Regions from separate parts of the Homo sapiens genome. Here region 1 is linked to region 2. A link is a contact called in ENCODE Hi-C or POLR2A ChIA-PET data. All regions are on one chromosome and are shown on one strand. The core of a region is the stretch at or near the end of the contact, and the rest is flanking DNA. Distances in the headings are between cores, read along the strand shown.

Region 1 (5,507 bases), core at 1,729-4,228, 140 kb after region 2:
TATAGCGGGCAATGGGGAGGAAGCCAGCAGGTGATGCAAAGTAGGGTGTGGGCTTGCAACTTCTGGGCCAACCAGCCTCCATCCAAGTGTCAGACTGGGCACAACCATATCCACCTGCCTCCCTGCACCCGTGGACCCTAGAGCAAGCAAGCAGAGAAGGCACCAGGAGCCCAGCCACTGGGCAGAGGAGCTGGGCGGTCCGGGAACTTCGGTGCATGGATGCTACCCATCAGTCAATTACAGTCAATGGAAGAGCATTTATTAAGTACCTCTCTCAACCCTGGTTCCTTTCTCTGCATCCCACCCTTTCATGTAGATTTTTGGCAGGGGTTGTATCCACCTTGAGCCAGGTGAGTTCACCTCCCTGCTCCCACTTCCTGAGTGGGTGGAGCACAGCAGGCCTCTAGCCCCCAATGAAGGAATTAACCATGAAGGAATCACAAAGCTGGGGAAAGAGAATAACAAAAGGAAGGAGAATAGGGTGAGTTCCTTCCCCTTCTCCCAACCCTTCCCACCACCCTTTGTCCATCCCAGGATTACGTTAACCCCTAGTGTGCTGGACCAACCAGAGCTCTGGGAAGCTCTCGTTTCTCTGGGTTCCGGATGTGGACATATGTAATTGAAGGGTTCCTGGAAGCTCAAATCCCCATGGCCAGGCAAGTCCTAGAGCCCGAACTTCTGTATCTCTGGCTGGCTTCCCAGGCCATCCAGTGTGAGAAGACCTCTCACTCTCACCAAGACCACCCTCTGGGGGCAGGGTGGGCAGTGACACCTGTGAGCCCTGGATTTTCCCCACCCCCCACATCGAGCAGGGCAGCACCCCAGGCTTCACGGGTGGAGGCACCCCAGTACTGGCTTTCACAAACTGCTTCCCAGACATCCACCACTTAGTGAGATTGGCGGGGCCCTCGTAGTGAGCTGGCTGGCAGCAGAAGAGGCATAGAAGGGAATGAGGCCAGGCTTCTGCCTTCCAGGAGTGCACCCTAGCCCCGGAACTAGGCAGCCAGACTGTTCCCTCGATAACAAACTGCCTGGCCATTCTGCGGCAAAGCACATTGCAGGAACTCGGGATCTAATATTCCTGCCCCACGAGGAGATGGTCTCTGTACACTGACCCCCTATTCTGCCACCCCAAGGCGGGGACCACGTGCTCCAGTCAAGATCCGCCCCCCTCCCCAAAATCCCATCTTGCTAGAGCTGCAGGTCGTCTCTGGTTTCTACCCAGAGAGCTGGAGGAACTCCCCACACCCCTTGACCCACGCTTGGTGTCCAGTCAGCCGGCGAGCTCGGCAGCTTCCCCAGGGACACAAAGGGTTAAATCCAGGCGAGGGGACTCGGTCGGATTTGCCTCCTAAACGCATTTTCCAGTTCATTCCCCAGCACAATATGCCTGGGCTGGTCCCAGCCTCCGTCCCCACCCCACCCGTCAGAATGGGCCACCAGGGCCACCCCGGGGTCGGGCGCGAGGTTAACCCCTCGGCTGCCGGCAGCCCGCACCTCGAGGAAGGACACGCGGGGCACCCTCGGGAAAGTGGGTCATGCAGCTACTTGGATGGCAGGAAGCCCGCGGTGTCTCCTCCAGGGAGAGCCCCCAGAGCTGGGAGCAGAGTTCCGAGGGGGAGCCCGGTCCCGCGCCAGGCCGGGAGGAGGCTGCCCCGGCCTCACCCTCCAGGAAAGGAACCGCAGGTGAGCGAGGAGCCGCCTCTGCCGCAGCAGCCGACTCTCCGCGCCCGCTGTGGGGCGGTGTGGGGCGGGAGGGGGCCCGAGCGTCCTGAGCCGTCTGGCAAAGGGGCCGCCGAAAGAGACGAAGCCCCCCCGCCATACTCCAAACCCGCAGCTCCGAGACTGACGCCCTCCCCCTGGGGCTGTTGTCTCCCACCCCAAGACGGTGATTACGGTGATTATTTTGCATTTATGTAACACGCAGTGTTTCCAAACTGCTTCCCGAGCAGAGAGCTGGTTATTAAATAAACAGAACGCTATTACATATTATTATTTTTTGTAAAGAACTGAGCGGAGAAAGTGCTTTCATGCTACATAGAGACGTGCATCTGACTGCTTCCCTGCAGGGCAGGCGGTTCGGCTTCTCAACCTCTTTCTCCGCCGTGCCACCTCCCACCCCCTTTACCCAAGCCGTGACCCAACTTTTCTGGCTCCTTTCACTCCCCACAATCCAGTCGTGCCCGCCATCCGGCTCCCAGCCCCGGGGAGGCATTGGATGGGGGTGGGGACAGCAGAGGTGAGCGCTCTTACCTGGGAGGAAGAATGCGGTCAAGCCGAGAGCGAGTCCCCACCAGCGTCCAGCGGCGCCCGCAAGCCCCATCCGAGCCATCGGGGGCCGGGGGTCCGGCGAGAGGGGCGGCGAGGGCAGCGCTCCTCGCGCAGCAGAAACCAGCCCGGAAGATGAGGGAAGATCGCTGGCGGTCGGCGGGCGCTCGAAGGATCCAGGTCAGCTGCAGCCGTCGGCCGGGGCGGGGTGGGCTGGGTGGGATCCGCGCGGCCGCAGTCCGGGCCCCGGGCCGCCGCCGGCTCAGAGGCTCGGCAGATGCCCGCCGCAAGTTGCACGAGTCATGCCCCTTCGCCTCCTCCGCTCTCCTCCCGGCGCCGGTCCCCGCCCTCTTCTTCCACGCAGAGCGGGGCTGGGGAGAGGGACCCACCCCCGGCGCGCCCGGCTGCCCGGTTGCGCGGCGCGGGCTCCTGGCCCCGGCCCGCTCACACCCTCCCGCTCGGCTCCAACTTGCAGGCGTCCATGGCCGGCCGTCCTCCGAGGGTGGCGGGACGCACCCGGGCGGCGCAGAAGGCTCGGGGCCCAGGCGGCGGGCGCGGGGCTCGGCGGTCGGCGGCCCGGGTGGCTCTGGCTGCGCGGCCGGGCGCGAGGAGAACGGGTCGGAGGCGCCGCGCGTCCCAGCCGCCGCCGCTCTGCCGGGTGCCGGCGATCCGCAACAATGTGGAGCCGCGCTCGCTGCTCTCGCTCTCTTTCTCTCACTCGCCGAGCTCCAGCCTCTCACCCGCTCGCCCGTGATGTCAGCCAGAGGGGAGGGGTTAGCGTTAACCCCCTCCTGGCCTCGATGCGCGCCCGCCGGGGCCCGGTCGGAGCCCGAGCGCACGCGCCTTCCCGACCGAAGCAGAGGCGGATCGCGAGCGCGGGCTGCGGGGTCCGGCTCAGGACCCTCGCTCGGGAGCTACCCCTCGGCCGCCTTCCAGCTGGGGAGCCGGCTGGAGCGCGGGCTGCCCTCCTCCTCCGCTGACAAAGGCAGGCAGTGACCCCTAGCGGCCGGCGGCGCCGAGGCGCGGCGGGTGGGGGTGGAGTTAGGACCGGGCCGGGGGCGGCGGTGGAGGAGAGGGCGGGATGGAGAATCCCGGCTAGCAGCGTGGGAGCTGGCAGGGCTTCTGCAAGCCCTCTGCTCCCACCCTGGCCCCATTTCACAGACGAGGAAACAAAGGCCCAAAGAAGAGTTCCGCCCGGGACGGAACGTGGCATAGCTCGCAACAGAACCCAGTCTCCGGAGATCCCTCTCCTCTGCACCACTTGGACGTTCCACGGAGAGGCAGCGGTGCGCGGGGCGACGGGGAGCTGCCAGAGAAGTCAGTGGTGGGCATGAGTGGGTGAGACGGGCCCACTGAGGTTTCTGGTAGAGTTTCTTTTCTAATCCCTGCTCCCTTCGGGGGTTCCTTTTCCAAAAATTGAAGCACCCCGCGCCCCGCCCTTGCCCAAACATAGCCTGAAAACGAGCTCTCCTCCAGTTTCCAGGACCTTAGTTTTGAGAGATTTGTGGGATTCCCGCGAAAGTGGATCGTCCAGTCAGTGTCCCTGGCAGGGCAGGGACTCTCCGCCCCATCCCGTTCACCACCCACTACATCCGGGTGTGGTAGGATTTCTGCCAAGGCGACTGCGCCCTCCGGGCCTTCCCTCTTCCCCTTACTCTGGTCCTCCTATCCCCATCCCCTCCCCCTGGGGGAGGAAGACAGACAGAGTTTCCCACTAAGGAGAGCCGAATTCTCCCCAGACCCTGGCCGGACACTGCTCCCTCTACCCTTTGCCCAGCCCTCTAGGCGGGCAGGAGCAGAGGGGAAGTGGCTGTTTCTGATAACACGTAAATTCTGGTTCCTCACTGGAGAAGGGGCAAAGACAGCGCCATATTCCCACTGTCTGGAATCCGGCCCTGGAGTGTCTCGGTTTCTCGCGGAAGTAGTCAGATCTGGCATTGTCATGAACACTCACCCACTCACTGTATGGTCTTTTACATTTAACAAATGTAACCTGGGCTTTCTTTGTGTCAAAACACAGTGCCTGGCTTGGGGATACAGAGACATCATCATTGTCCTGAAGGAACTCAATCTAGTTGAAGGGTGGGGGAAGACAGACATAGAAACGGATGTCGTAAACAAATATTTAATATGGGATTGTGTGGGTTTGGTGGGTCACAGAAAAAGTGCCCAGTTTAGCCCGGGGTGGGGTTGGTGTAAAGGCTTCAGGGAAGCGAACACAGGGTCTCGGTGAGTCATCTATCAGACCAAGGTAAGTGCTGGAGGGCAGAGACATAAAAGAGACTGGATTTAAGGTAGAGGGTCAGCACGAGCAAAGGAATGAAGGTAAGCAATAGTCAGGTGAGTAGGGGGCCCACAAAGGGTTGACTGGTTTAGCCTGAGCCTAAGACTTGAGGAAAGGAGAGGTCTGCAGATTCGTGAATCATGCCCGGTAGCTGCTAGGAGGGTTTTAAACTGGGGAACACGCTATCAGATTTAGTTTGTGGCAGCTGGGAATCTCCCATCTGGCTGCTGAGTGCTTTAAGGGCCAGGGTTGAATTGAATTCATTGTGATGGCCTTTAGCTCTGTGCCAGGCACACTGCAGGAGCTGAAGGCATGGTTTGAAGGGGCAATCCCAGATGTACCAATGTCTTCTTGTTCCCTGCTCTTACCCTCCCATCCTCTCCATCTTTATTTTATTTTATTTTATTTTATTTTATTTATTTTATTTTATTTTATTTTATTTTAATTTAATTTAATTTTATTTTATTTTATTTCATTGAGACAGAGTCTTGCTCTGTTGCCCAGGCTGGAGTGCAGTGGCGCCATCTCACCTCACTGCAACCTCTGTCTCCCAGGTTCAAGTGTTTCTCCTGTCTCAGCCTCCCGAGTAGCTGGAATTACAGGTGTGTGCCACCACGCCCGGCTAATTTTTGTATTTTTAGTAGAGACGGGGTTTCTCCATGTTGGCCAGGCTGGTCTGGAACTCCTGACCTCAGGTGACCTGCCCTCCTTGGTGTCCCAAAGTGCTGGGATTACAGGCATGAGCCACTGTACCCGGCTGCACTCTCTCCATCTTTAGGTCAGGCTTCTTTGATCCTCTGATCTTAAATGAGCTTCCAAAGAGGGTGCGGCCAGCAGGGAAGATGTGGCTGCCTGGGGATTGGTTGGGTGGAGAAGATGGAAGCAAGTAAGTGATATAGTATGGTTGTTCACTCATCATCTTTAAACAAGCAGGGAAGGTTGCTGGGGGAGGGGA
Region 2 (5,369 bases), core at 1,194-3,693:
TCTGGCAGTAGGACGAGCCCAAAGCAAAGAAAGTGGTCCCAGTGCCCTTCCCTCCTTCCACTTCCTGCTCCAGGTTGATGGGCTGGACACAAGGGTTAAGATTAGGGGATCTGGCCAGGAGCAGTGGCTCACACCTGTAATCCCAGCACTTTGGGAGGCCGAGGTGGGCAGATCACTTGAGGCCAGGAGTTCAAGACCAGCTGGGCAACACAGTAAAACCCCGTCTCTACTTAAATTACAAAAATTAGCTGGGCGTGGTGGTGCACGCCTGTAATCCCAGCTACTCAGGAAGTTGAGGCAGAAGAATCGCTTGAACTCGGGAGGCAGAGGTTGCAGTGAGCCAAGATTGCGCCACTGCACTCCAGCCTGGGTGACAGAATGAGACTCTGTCTCAAAAAGAAAAAAAAAAAACAAAGCAAACAAAAAAATTAGCCAGGTGTGGTGGCACACACCTGTAATCCTAGCTACTCAGGAGGCTGAGGCAGGAGAATTTCTTTAACCCAAGAAGCAGAGGTTGCAGTGAGCAGAGATCACGCCACTGCACTCCAGCATGGGCCACAGAGCAAGACTCTGTCTCAAAAAAAAAAAAAAAAAAAAAAAAAAAAAGATTAGAGAGTCAGGCCCAGAGATTCCTGAAAGGAGCTTTGTCAGTTCCCCCTTGTCCAGAAAGGACTGAGTAAGCCCACTCTTGGTCTTTTTCTGAATCAGCCTAAAAGTGGCCTCTCTTGGTTGGGGCAATTTTGGAGAGCAAATTGCAAGGGGCAGAAGCTTGGAAAGGGCTAAAACTAAGGAAAGAGGGTATTGTTGCAGCCAATGCCAGCTGTTCCCCCTCCCAACCCAATGCTGTGGACTGCTGGCTAATGGGTGCACATGCTTTTTAGTCTCTGGCTCTTCTCTGCCATTCCCACCCCACAGCTGGAGTGTGCTTGGCAGAGGCACATAATTGGCTCTGTGCATTGGAGCCAGTGAGGCAAGAGCTACAGTGTGAGGGACAGAAGGGAGATGACAGGGAAAGAAGGATCCTGCACCTTTCTCTCTGCCTACCCACTGTGATTCCTTCTGCCTTCAGGTGGGTCACAGAATGGTGGAACGGAAAGCTCAAGAGATCTGCAGTCAGAAGACCTGAGATCTCTTCATTTGCTAGCTGTTACCTAATTTTGTTTAGCCTTATTTTTCCCATCTGTAAAACTGGGATATTGGTTAGGGTTACAGACAAACACAGGTTGGGAGGATGCTCTTTGGTGTGGGAAGGAACTTGATAGTCTGTAGAGGGATGTGCAGATGTGAGTTGTTATTCCTACTCCTGTCTTGCAGGAAGTGGGATGCCTGGCCAGACACCTCAGCATCCATATCACTCATCAAACCACCCCCACCCCTGCACATACAGGTGCATGTTCCATGGTAAACCAAAACAACAGCCTCAAAAACAACCAACAAAAACTGAAGTTGTGATATGTATCCACGTGGGTTCCTCCCAATCCAACAAAAGTTAGACTTGGGCCTCTAGGACTCATTCCAGTGAGGACCCTCTGAGCACTCATGAAAGCTTTCATGGGAGTCTGCAGGAGGGAAGGAGGGTGGAGGAGGGGCAGGATCTCTTCAAAGGGCAAATTAATGCATGCCAAGCTAACACATGCCAAGCACCATTACTGAGCATCCCCTGAATGCCCATATTTGCTGGACATTTCACAGGAGCCAAGACAACTCTGATGGGTTTTACAGTCATTGGAGATGATAAGTAAACCTTCCTTCAAACAGAGAAATAATGGGAAATAATGGGAAACAGATTGCAGTACACACAATTGGAGAAGGAAGGAAGCTGTTTTCAGAGCCCTAGGCCCATCCCATCAAACAATGGTGCTCCAAGGGTAAATTGAGTTCTCTTTGGCTGGGCAGAGAGCATGAGGCCAAGAGGGAAAGATATTGGGGTGCCGAGCATCACAGCAGGCTCCCTTTCTGCCTTCCCACACCAGTCCCCTGACACCGACTGGATGTCACTCAATTCAATTCAATTCAATTCAATTCAATTCAATTCAATTCAATTCAATTCAATTCAATCCAATTCAATTCTGACATCAGCTACCTGGCGTTAGCACAAATCCCACAGGTTAAGGGGCTTAGTCCCGCAAGACTGCCCACTTCAGGTACCAACTACAAGTCCTGGGTGTCCTCAAGCCACTCACACTTCTGCCTGCCCAGCTATAAATTCGGGGGTTCCTCTACACCCTCATTTTGGGTTGATAAAGAATGACTCAGAGAACTCACTGGAAGCATTATATTTACAATTACCATTTTATTGTAAAAGATACAAATAAACAGCCTGATGAACATGCACACACAGCAAGGTCTGGAAGAGTCCCAAGCACAAAAGCTTCTGTTGGAGTCAGGGTGTGCCACCCTTCTGGTATGCCAATATTAGTATGTTTACCAACCAGGAAGTTCTCCAAGCCTTGTTGTTCAGAGTTTCTGTTGAGGTTTCATTATGTAAGCATGATTGATTTAATCATTGGCCATGTGACTGGACTCCATCTCCATCTTTTCCTGGAGGTGGAAGGGAGAGGGGAGGGGCTGAAAGTTCCAACTCTTTAATCCCTTGGTTGGTTTTCCTGAGAACCAGCCTCTGTTCTGAAACTGTCTAGGGGATCTGCTGTGAGTCATCTCATTAGCATAAACTCAGGTGTGGCTGAAAAGGGCTCATTATGAATAACAAAAGACATTCCTGTCATTCAAACTTCTGAGGGTTTTTGAAGCTCTGTGCCAGGAACCTGGGACAAAGACTAAATATATTATTTTTGACTTTATCCCACTTTCCTACTCACAGAGAAGAAGGAAGAGAATGGGGGAGCATCCTGAGTGTTTCGTGACTTCATTGTGGGAGGAGGCGCCGGAACTGTATGAGTGGTTGAAGGAAAGTATGAAGAAAACAGAATCACAGATCATCTTTACTTAACTGGAGGTCTATCCTACAGAAGAGGGAGCCTCTGCCAGGAGGAATTTGGACCAATGAGCGAAAGTAATGGGAAACCAGTTTTCAGCAGGAGCTGATAGGGTGGGCTGCCTTGAGAAGTAATAAGCTCCTAGAGAATATTTTAACAGAGCTGAATGCAAGTTCCATGTGAGCATCAACTCAGTCGGACTTGACTTCTGCTGTGTGCCTGGGGCCTGAATATTACCTGACAAACAGTAGATGCTTACTAAATATTTGGTAAATATTTGTTGAATGCACATTTGTGGAGGAGAAGGGAAGGTAGTTTAAATAACATGAAAACCTAGGCCCAGTCATAAGTCTTTAGTATCCAGCCGTTGTGCTGGCTTTTGAGGCAAAAAACAAAAAAACAAAAAATTCTTCTTAAGAAGCTCACCACAGTAAGTGCTGTAAGTGGGGAGATAGACATTTATGTCTAGAGCAAAGTTTAATAACAAACAAATCAGTTCCAGTTAAAGATGGCAAGTTGAACCCATTCATTAGTTTACACTCCCCAAAGCCCATGGAAATAACAGTAAAAGGATTTTATTAAAAGGCATAAGCCCATCAGTTCAAAGGTGGAATGCAGATGGAGACTTCCAGTAAAGATGGTGAATTGAATGCACACAATTCATCTTGCTCTTCTTGAAAACCCTAAAGTGACTATAAAGGGATTTTTTAAAAATCAGAAACCCATAAAGGTGGAGATGAGACAGAAATTCGGCAGGACTTGTTTTACAAGATGCGGGTCACAAGGACACTGCTGATAAAACAGGATGTGGCAAAGAAGCCAGTCAAAACCTGCCAAAACCAAGATGGCAACAAAAGCAATCTCTGATTGTCCTCACTGCTCATTATATGCTAATTACAATGCATTAGCATGCTAAAGGCACTCTCACTAGCGCCATGACAGTTTACGAATGCCATCGCACATCCAGAAGTTACCTTATATGGTCTAAAAGAAGGAGGAACCCTCAGTTCTGGGAAATCTCTGCCCCTTTCCTGGAAAACTCATGAATAATCAACCCCATATTTAGCATATAATCAAGAATTAACTATAAATATAGCCGGCCAACAGCCCTCAAAGGCTGCTCTGCCTATGGAATAACCACCTTTTATTCCTTTAGTTTTCTTCTTTTTTTTTTTTTTGAGATGGAGTTTTGCTCTGTTGCCCAGGCTGGAGTGCAGTGGCACGATCTTGGCTCACTGCAACCTCCGCCTCCTGGGTTCAAGTGATTCTCCTGCCTCAGCCTCCCCAGTAGCTGGGATTACAGGTGCACGCCACCACGCCCTGCTAGTTTTTGTATTTTTAGTAGAGATGGGGTTTCTCCATGTTGGCCAGGCTGGTCTGGAACTCCTGACCTCAGGTGATCCACGTGCCTCGGCTTCCCAAAGTGCTGGGATTATAGGGGTGAGCCACCGTGCCCAGCCTATTCCTTTACTTTCTTAATAAACTTGCTTTCACTTTATTCTGCTTGCTCTTGAATTCCTTCCTGTGCTTGAATTTCTTCCTGCACAAAGCCAAGAACCCACGTGGCCTCCCGGGCTGAGCCCCAATTTTGGGGTTTGCCCTGTGCCAGAAATAATGGGAGAGAAGACAACAGCAGCCCAAGTTTGGAAACTGTAAAGCAATGAATGAGTAAACTGAGTAGACTGGGAAAAGCTGAAGCCCAAACTGAAAGAGGGGAAAGCTAAAAAGCCAATTCCCACCCCCTTTCTCCAAAACCCCTCCAGAGTCTCAGGCATTGGTGACACTACTGTTGCTGGAAAGTAGAGTGAGGAAGGGAGTTAAATAAGGAGCTCTTGGGCCGGGTGCAGTGGCTCATGCCTGTAATCCCAGCACTTTAGGAGGCTGAGGCAGGCAGATCACTTGAGGTCAGGAGTTTGAGATCAGCCTGGCCAACATGGTGAAACGCTGTCTCTACTAAAAATACAAAAATTAGCCAGGTGTAGTGGCAGACACCTGTAATCCCAGTTAATTGGGAGGCTTAGGCAGGAGAATCACTTGAACCTGGGAGGTAGAGGTGGCAGTGAGCCAAGACTGCACCACTGCACTCCAGCCTGGGTGACAGAATGAGGTGCTGTCACAAACAAACAAACAAACAAAAACAGAGACTGGGTAATTTATAAAGAAAATAAATTTATTTTTTATAATTCTGGAGGTTGGGAAGTCCAAGAACATGGTGTCATCATCTGCTCAGTTTCTGCAAGGGCCTTCTTGCTGTGTCATAGCATGGTGGAGGGCATCACATGGCAAGAGGGCAGGAGCATACATGTCAGTTCAGGTCTCTTTTCCCTGATGGGACTGGTGGCTTTATAAGAAGGAGTTTCACTCTGATGATCTTACTTAATCCTAAGAATCTCCCAAAGGCCCCACCTCCAATTGACATATAAATTTGAAGAC

What was found. A loop is a pair of places that touch in the nucleus more often than their neighbours do. ChIA-PET counts read pairs that join two places held with the same protein, here RNA polymerase II (POLR2A). Pooled maps may share reads with other maps.
Region 1: a map of PC-3 shows a loop between it and region 2 (3-fold over the local background). The contact joins the promoter of NECTIN1 here to the enhancer-like site in region 2. A Hi-C loop is called at or near these places in 2 of 168 maps with a recorded cell type or tissue (PC-3 and astrocyte of the cerebellum) and 3 of 50 pooled maps. POLR2A ChIA-PET finds 5 or more read pairs at or near these places in 3 of 52 experiments (MCF 10A, PC-9 and naive thymus-derived CD4-positive, alpha-beta T cell).

The regions. Positions count from the first base shown.
Region 1 is chr11:119,726,222-119,731,728 of GRCh38, forward strand. NECTIN1 (nectin cell adhesion molecule 1) reads right to left here and starts at 2,979. Exons shown (of 6, transcript NM_002855.5): 1 at 2,254-2,979. The coding sequence starts at 2,332. It overlaps NECTIN1-DT (NECTIN1 divergent transcript), which reads left to right and starts at 3,362. Exons shown (of 4, transcript NR_120587.1): 1 at 3,362-3,585. RefSeq lists enhancers at 561-1,503, 2,303-3,164, 3,165-4,025 and silencers at 2,575-2,894, 2,955-3,364.
Region 2 is chr11:119,588,313-119,593,681 of GRCh38, forward strand. No RefSeq gene overlaps it. Among named protein-coding and RNA genes, the nearest start is that of NECTIN1-AS1, 120 kb to the right of the region's middle. Within about 2 kb of position 2,444, at least 5 of the 41 ENCODE cell types and tissues checked have a DNase peak (open chromatin) inside an H3K27ac peak, as active enhancers do; they include PC-3 and PC-9, where a contact is called at or near this core.